2 separate regions of the Homo sapiens genome follow, and region 2 is linked to region 1. A link is a contact called in ENCODE Hi-C or POLR2A ChIA-PET data. All regions are on one chromosome and are shown on one strand. Each heading gives the region's core, a stretch centred on a gene start or an enhancer-like site at or near the end of the contact. The rest is flanking DNA. Distances are from core to core; before and after follow the strand shown. Region 1 holds the start of MECP2 (methyl-CpG binding protein 2). Region 2 overlaps TKTL1 (transketolase like 1).

What was found. A loop is a pair of places that touch in the nucleus more often than their neighbours do. ChIA-PET counts read pairs that join two places held with the same protein, here RNA polymerase II (POLR2A). Pooled maps may share reads with other maps.
Region 2: a map of naive thymus-derived CD4-positive, alpha-beta T cell shows a loop between it and region 1 (7-fold over the local background). The contact joins the enhancer-like site here to the promoter of MECP2 in region 1. A Hi-C loop is called at or near these places in 2 of 168 maps with a recorded cell type or tissue (CD4-positive, alpha-beta memory T cell and naive thymus-derived CD4-positive, alpha-beta T cell) and 7 of 50 pooled maps. POLR2A ChIA-PET finds 5 or more read pairs at or near these places in 6 of 52 experiments (B cell, BJ, OCI-LY7 and 2 more).

What each region holds. Positions count from the first base shown.
Region 1 is chrX:154,096,186-154,099,635 of GRCh38, forward strand. It overlaps MECP2 (methyl-CpG binding protein 2), which reads right to left and starts at 1,532. Exons shown (of 3, transcript NM_001110792.2): 1 at 1,419-1,532. The coding sequence starts at 1,480. RefSeq lists an enhancer at 548-637 and silencers at 958-1,037, 1,098-1,157, 1,134-1,372, 1,458-1,817.
Region 2 is chrX:154,306,821-154,310,270 of GRCh38, forward strand. It overlaps TKTL1 (transketolase like 1), which reads left to right. Exons shown (of 13, transcript NM_012253.4): 3 at 2,525-2,622. Among named protein-coding and RNA genes, the nearest start is that of TKTL1, 13 kb to the left of the region's middle. Within about 2 kb of position 1,716, at least 2 of the 41 ENCODE cell types and tissues checked have a DNase peak (open chromatin) inside an H3K27ac peak, as active enhancers do.

The DNA of each region.
Region 1 (3,450 bases), core at 282-2,781:
TACTGATCCCGCACAGCAGAGACACAACGTGTGAAAGGCTCGGCAGAGCCCATTCCTGTTCCTGGAAAAATAACCAGAAGCACACATCTGCCTGACCATGAGTCAGGAATATCAATTTTGTGGTGGAGCCCATTTCTGCTGTGACCAACCCACACCCGAACACACTCGCAACAGAAGCAACCGCCACAGAGCAATTCCAGAATGAGCTTTTTCCCCCTCGGGGTCCATACTTAGCAATGTCATAAACGGTCTCCCCTGCGACAGCAATCCTTTTACACTCTTCATAATGACCTTAAGTCTTTAGTGCAAAACCACAGAAACATTGCCACTGCCATATAAAAGTCATCTGAGTTTCAGTTTGGGTGATTCGGTCATGACCAAACTGAACAGAGGATAACCTTTCAGGCACAATTAACAGGAGCCACAGCGTCGCGATGAACTTGCCCCATCTGGTACCGGTGATCCCGAGCGCTCCAGGGCGATGAGAGCCCGTTACCTACTATGTCCCACTCCACTTATGTAACTGGAAGATCGCCGGCGAAGGGGAGGGTAGGATGGGAGGGTGCTCACATTCCGAGGCCACAGCACTCCAAAGAACCTCTGAGCACCCTGGGGACACGCTCGCACCTTAGAGCCTCTGGCGCCGAAGAGCCTCGGGTGCTGCTGGACGCACAGTCCCCTACCCACGGCTCCTGATGGGAACTATAACCACCTCTTTATGATGAGTTGTGGGACCCAGAACACAATGTCTAGTCCCTTTTGTGGATAATAATCCCCACCTACTTGTTCCTGCTAGATGGGGAAAGGAGCCGGTGGACCTACTCGCTCGCGGGGGGGTAGCGGGGGGCAGAAATTCATGGAATGGGCGAGAAGGAGGGGGAGGCAAAGCCCAGAGATGGGGGTGAGAGCTCAGGAGCCCTTGTGGCGCACTCTCCCGACGGGAGGCGAAGTGCGCACGCGCGCCGGTGGGGGGGCCGAGTAACGGGAGAGGGGGCGCGCGAGGGAGGGAGGGGGAGAGCGCGATCCAGGGAGAGGCCGGGGCCGCGGGCGCGCGACGGCGCCGCGGCCCAAAGCCCCGAGAAGGGCAGGAGCGCGCGCAGCCCCGACAGGCGAAGCCCCGGCGACAGGGGCGCCCGCGGGGCCGGGGGCCGGGATGCGCGTCGAGGGCGGGAGGAAGAGGGGCGTCAGGCGAAGGCGGCTCCAGGGAGGCCGCGCCGAGGACGGTCACCCGCGAGCAGGGGTGACGGGCCGAGGGGAGAGTCGCCACCGGCGGCGGCGGGAGGGGGAGGGTAGAGAGGAGGGACGCCATCCGCCAGCCGTGTCGTCCGACCCCGCGGGCCCCTCCCGCGCCACGTCCCGCCCCTGACCCCCGCCCCCCGGCAAGGGTCCCCGCCCGCGGCCACGGCGGTCCCACTCACAGTCTCTCCTCCTCGCCTCCTCCTCCTCCTCCGCTCGGCGCGGCGGCGGCGGCGGCGGCCATTTTCCGGACGGCTTTTACCACAGCCCTCTCTCCGAGAGGAGGGAGCGCGCGCGCCGCCGACGCCGGGACCCCGCACGGCCGACGTCGCGCCCCGCCCTCTTGGCCGGCCCGCGCGCTGCTGCACCTGCGCGCCCGCGCCCCGCCCTCGGCGCCGCTGCGAGCCCGCCCGTCATTGGCTGTGATGGCCGGGCTGGGACGGGGAGGACGGGGGAGGGGGGAGTCTCAGCGGCGATGCCGTCAATTGGCGAGATTTCCTGTCCATTTCGGCCAGGGAAAAGGGGGCGGACCCCTCCAGCTGTTGATTGGCTGCTTTCGGCCGTCGTTTGGGGAAAAGAGGCGGCTTGGGCGCGGAGGGACTGGTTTAGTGGGCGGAATTTGAATGTTAAGGATTAATGGACCCTTGCGGATGCTGGGGCAAGTGAAGGCCTAGGCTTGGGACGCCTGTTTGCGCTGCTCTGAGGGGCGATTGACCCTCTGTCCACAGATGCACCGAGTGCGCTGCAATAAGCGTTTCATTGCACCCACATTTTCTCAATATCACTATCTTCGGCAGAAGCAGCAAAGTTGCCCACCCTGGAGCCTGACGTTGCCCCAGCTGAGGGGCCTTGGTTTCAGAGGCCTACTCAATGCATTATTTCATCCGAGCCTGCCCAGTGCTCACACTCTCATAGAGGCGGGGAATAAACTGACAACAAATCGCAACCCTGGCTTTCGCAGAACTCTGGCGGGGGAAGAGAGTGCATGCCAAGGCCTCGTGACACCTGTCACTGTTGGATCAGATGGTTTGGTGGAGGTGTGAATAAGGGGCAATGTTAGCTCTGCCTGGAAGATATGATTTGGGAGCTGAGATCCAGCAATTTTTCACTTTCCTAGAAGAGTTGATTTGGAGCTGAGATCCAGCAATTGTGTTTTGGGAAAATAAGAGTATGAGAAAACTGTTAGCTAACCAGGTGTTCAGGACAGGAGTGTTTGTTAAGGGGACCTTACCCTGATGCCAGTCATTATCCAATCCATTCAATGATCCTTCTGTTAGTTCTATGCTTAGCAAGAAAACCTGATTCTGATTTGGCTGCTTGCCCCCATTCATTTATTGACTACCTGCTATGTGCCAGGCACTCTTCCAGGCTCTGGATGCACGGTACTGAACAGACAGCAAACTAACATTCTTGCCGGGAAGATTCATACTAGCATACAAATAAGTATAATATATCATTTCACATAGTGATAAGGGCTTTGAGAAAGATAAACTAAGTGAAGGGGGTGCTATTTAGATATCTGCTGGTTTTCACCCTCATTTTACTCCCTCATATGAATATCTGGGGAAAGAACATTCCAGGCAAGTTCAAAGGACATGAGGAGAGACTATGCCTGGCATGTTGGGGACTAACGAGGAAGTCAGTGTTGCTGGAGAGTGGTAGGGAATGTGATTGGAAAGGCAGCTGGGGCCACTATGAGAACTGGGAGTTCATTCTTTTTTGGGGGGGGTGGGGATGGGGTCTCATTCTGTCACCCAGGCTGCAGTGCAGTGGCGCAATCTTGGCTCACTGCAACGTCCACCCTGAGCTCAAGCGATCCTCCCTCCTCAGCGTCCTAAGTAGCTGGGACCACAGATGCGAACCACCACGCCTGGCTAAGTTTTTGTATTTTTGATAGAGATGGGAGTTCACCATGTTGCCCAGGCTGGTCTCAAACTCCTGAGTTCAAGTGATCCGCCCGCCTCGGACTCCCAAAGTGCTGGGACTACAGGCGTAAGCCACCGCACCCGGCCAGAACCGAGAGTTTATTCTAAGATGAGAAGCCCTCAGAGGATTTTGAGCCAGGAGCTGTCTGATCTATGTTGCAGGTGTAGAGTGGAGAACTGGACGTGATGAAACAAAACTACAGCACAAGGCTAGTTGCAAGGCCCTGGAACAGTCTAGGAGAAAGAGTTGATGGTAGCTTTAACTAGGGTGGCAGCAGTGCAGCTCTGA
Region 2 (3,450 bases), core at 466-2,965, 210 kb after region 1:
GAGACATGGTCTCACTATGTTGCCCAGGCTGGCCTCAAACTCCTGGGCCCAAGCGCCCACCTCTGCCTCCCAAAGTGCTGGGATTACAGGCAACAAGCCACCGCTTCCAGCCCTCTTTACAATGAAAATTGAAAAAAAAATAGATATATAAACGCAATATGGGTGTTTAGATTTCTGGTTTAAAATAAGGAAAGGCTGGGTACAGTGGCTCACACCAGTGCTTTGGGGGCTCCAGCAGGAGGATCTCTTGAGACCAGCCTGGGCAACATAGCAAGACCCCAGTGTCTACAAAAAATACGAAAATTAGCTGGGCGTGGTGGTGCGTGCCTGCAGCTACTCAGGAGGCTAAGGTGGGAGGATCACTTGAGCCTTGGGAGATAGAGCAAGACCCTGTCTCAAAAAAAAAGAAAAATCTAGACTGTCATATAACAGCTGCTATCAGAGCCATTGGCCTTAGGGGATGAAGAGGCTTTCTATCGGGCAGCAGCACACCAGGCCCTGTTCGGCTGCCAGAATTTGTGTGTTCATCAGATTTAGCTGGCTGATGAAATTGGAACAAAAGAGAAAACACATGAAGCATAGTCCATTGTGGTTTGCCTGGGAACGGGGTAAACAGCTATACTCCAGGCAGAGCAGATCTTTATTCTAGCCTTTCACCTCCCTGAATCGTCTGCCCCGCAGCATAAGGGTTCTTGAGAAAGACAGCACCCATGTGGGAGCACTTCTGCCATAACGGGCATCATACTGATGCCTCACCATTTTCTCAATCTATCCTCACTTTATCCTTGACCTCCTGTCACCTAAGGGGGCTCTGGTCTCCATTGCACCCATAAAGTCTTTGAGATGGGCCCACTGGCCTCACACTTCACAGCCAGAGGGAAGCAGAGTTGGTCTGACTGCTGAGCCCAGGCTCGGTCCATTATGTTATAGGACTTCCAAGGGCATGCAAGGCGACTGGGAGCCAGAGCTTGTTACGTGAGTGTGGTGGGTGCCATAGGGAGGGAGATGTGGCTAGAGGCATAGTCAAAAGAGACTTGAGTTGAGTGGGGCAGTTCTGCTGGGCTGGAAATGCAGAACCAAAAGGGAGTCTCTGGGGGGCACAAAGCATGCAGAGAATTCCGGGGAAGGTCAAGAGCAACCAGAGAGTAGCAGAGGGTAGGAAGCAAGAAGCAGGAGATCAGAGAATCGTAAATACCATCCATCCATCTACAGTAGTGATGACCTCGCTCATCTCTGCTCGAATGGCGCTGACGTTTGAGCAGAGGAGGGTGACAGGCAGGAAACAAACTTTTAAGTCAATAGATGGAGTGTCAGGTGGGGCCAAGCATCTGGAATCAAGTAAAAGTGGAGGAGGTAGGAGGCACTGGTTGAAAAAGAGTGGTCCAGAAAGACCTCAGTGCTGACGCTTGAGCAGGGATTTGGAAGAGGCAGGAGAGTGAGCTGTGCCCACATCCACGCACAAGCACTCCGGTAGTGGGTGCCATGAGTGCTAAGGCCCTGAGGCAGGTGTATGCCCACTGTGTTCAAGGAGCAGCAAGGAGGCCAGGGTGCCAGAGCAGTGGAAGGGAGAAATGGAGGTGATGGGGGCTGGGGTGGGCAGACAGGTGCAAACAGTTGAGCTCTACTTGGTGGGAGGTCGGAAGACCTTAGAAAGTTGAGCGATGTGATCAGTCAACTTCAGTTTTAACAGGCTCCCCCTTGTGGCTAGATTGAGAATGGCTGTGGGGGAGGCTGGGAGGCCACTGCAGTGACAGAGGCAAGGGATGTTTAAGACCAGGTCGAAATGGTGGCTGCAGAAGCTGTTGGGTAAATTCAGTATGCTTGCAAGTTGGGCCTCTCCAGTCAGTGCAGCAGCTCTTTGGCATGACCTTGTGGCCCACAGAGGGCCACATTTTCTGCTTGGGATAGTGATGACCCTGTGCCTGCAAACAGGATGTTGGGGGTGGGGTAGATGCTAGTAGAAAGGGATTCATTTCTAGCGTGGGCACTTCTAGATGAGCACGTGTAAGATCTCAGTTGACCTGAGTTTTATAAACCAGGGAACCAGAGTATTCTCTTTCTGGTTTCTGTTTTAAGAATCCATATCCTCCATAGGATTGAACATGTGATTTGTGCATGACCGGGAAGGGCCATGGGAAAATGTCAAGAATCATACTTTACGTTTTCTGCTTTGTACTTGGGCTCCCCGTCTCTATTCCCAAAGCTCCAGCCACCCTTGCCATACTGTATGGATTACCTATGACTCCCTGGGCAGGGACAGTGGATGTCTTCGTCACCTTAGTCACCTGAGTTTCCAGCCCAGGCTGAGCCCTGGGCTTGACCCATTTTCCACTTGTAACGTTGATCGGAAGCTTGGGGTGCATATGGGTGTGGGGAAGAGGAATTCACCCAGCAGGGCGGGAGGGGCTGTTCGGATGGGACGCTGCTACAGAGCTGACAGGAGCAGCCTGCACTCAGTGCGTGAGTCCACCTGATACCATGTCCTGCAGCTGCGTCTGGGCTCACTGGGTCCCTTCTCTTACAGAGACTGTCGTTTGTGGATGTGGCAACAGGATGGCTCGGACAAGGACTGGGAGTTGCATGTGGAATGGCATATACTGGCAAGTACTTCGACAGGGCCAGGTGAGGTTCTTCCCCAGAAGCCATTTAACTGCCCTACATCTACATCCCCTTCCTAGAGTCTCGGGGGGCAGCCACCTATCTCCGTGATGTGGAGAGCCCTGAAGGGCCAGTCCCCATCACATCCCGTGGTGACCCCTCTGGAAGGCCTTCCCTGTGCCTTTTCCCCACCTCGGGCGGCTGCCCCACTTTCTCTCCCACAGGTCTGTTGAAAGGTTTCAGCTGCTGTTGCCTTTCCATTCTTATCCTAGGGTTGATAGCTTTTTTAAAACTTCCAGCACTTTAGTGGGGTCTGGGATGTGTGGTTTGTTTTTGAGACTGAGTCTCACTCTGTGGCCAGGCTGGAGTGCAGTGGCATGATCTCGGCTCACTGCAACCTCTGCCTCCCAGTTTCAAGTGATTCTCCTGCCTCAGCCTCCTGAGTAGCTGGGATTACAGGCATGCACCACCATGCCCAGCTAATTTTTGTATTTTTGGTAGAGATGGGGTTTCGCCATGTTGGCCAGGCTGGTTTCAAACTCCTGACCTCAGGTGATCCACCTGCCTTGGCCTCCCAAAGTGCTGGGATTACAGATGTGAGCCACTGTGCCTGGCCAGATGTGTTTTCTTGATGCGAACACTCACGTCGTTGGTTGTGGAGGAATTTACTTCACAGCAGAACACGTTTCCAAGGTGGGGTGTTTTGATTGTTGTGATTATTGTAAATAAGTTGTAAGAACAGAACTAGCAGGTGGCGGCGGGAGGCGGTGGCTCACGCCTGTAATCCCAGCACTTTGGGAGGCCGAGGTGGGCGGATCGCCTGAGGTCAGGAGTTCGAGACCAGCCTGGCCA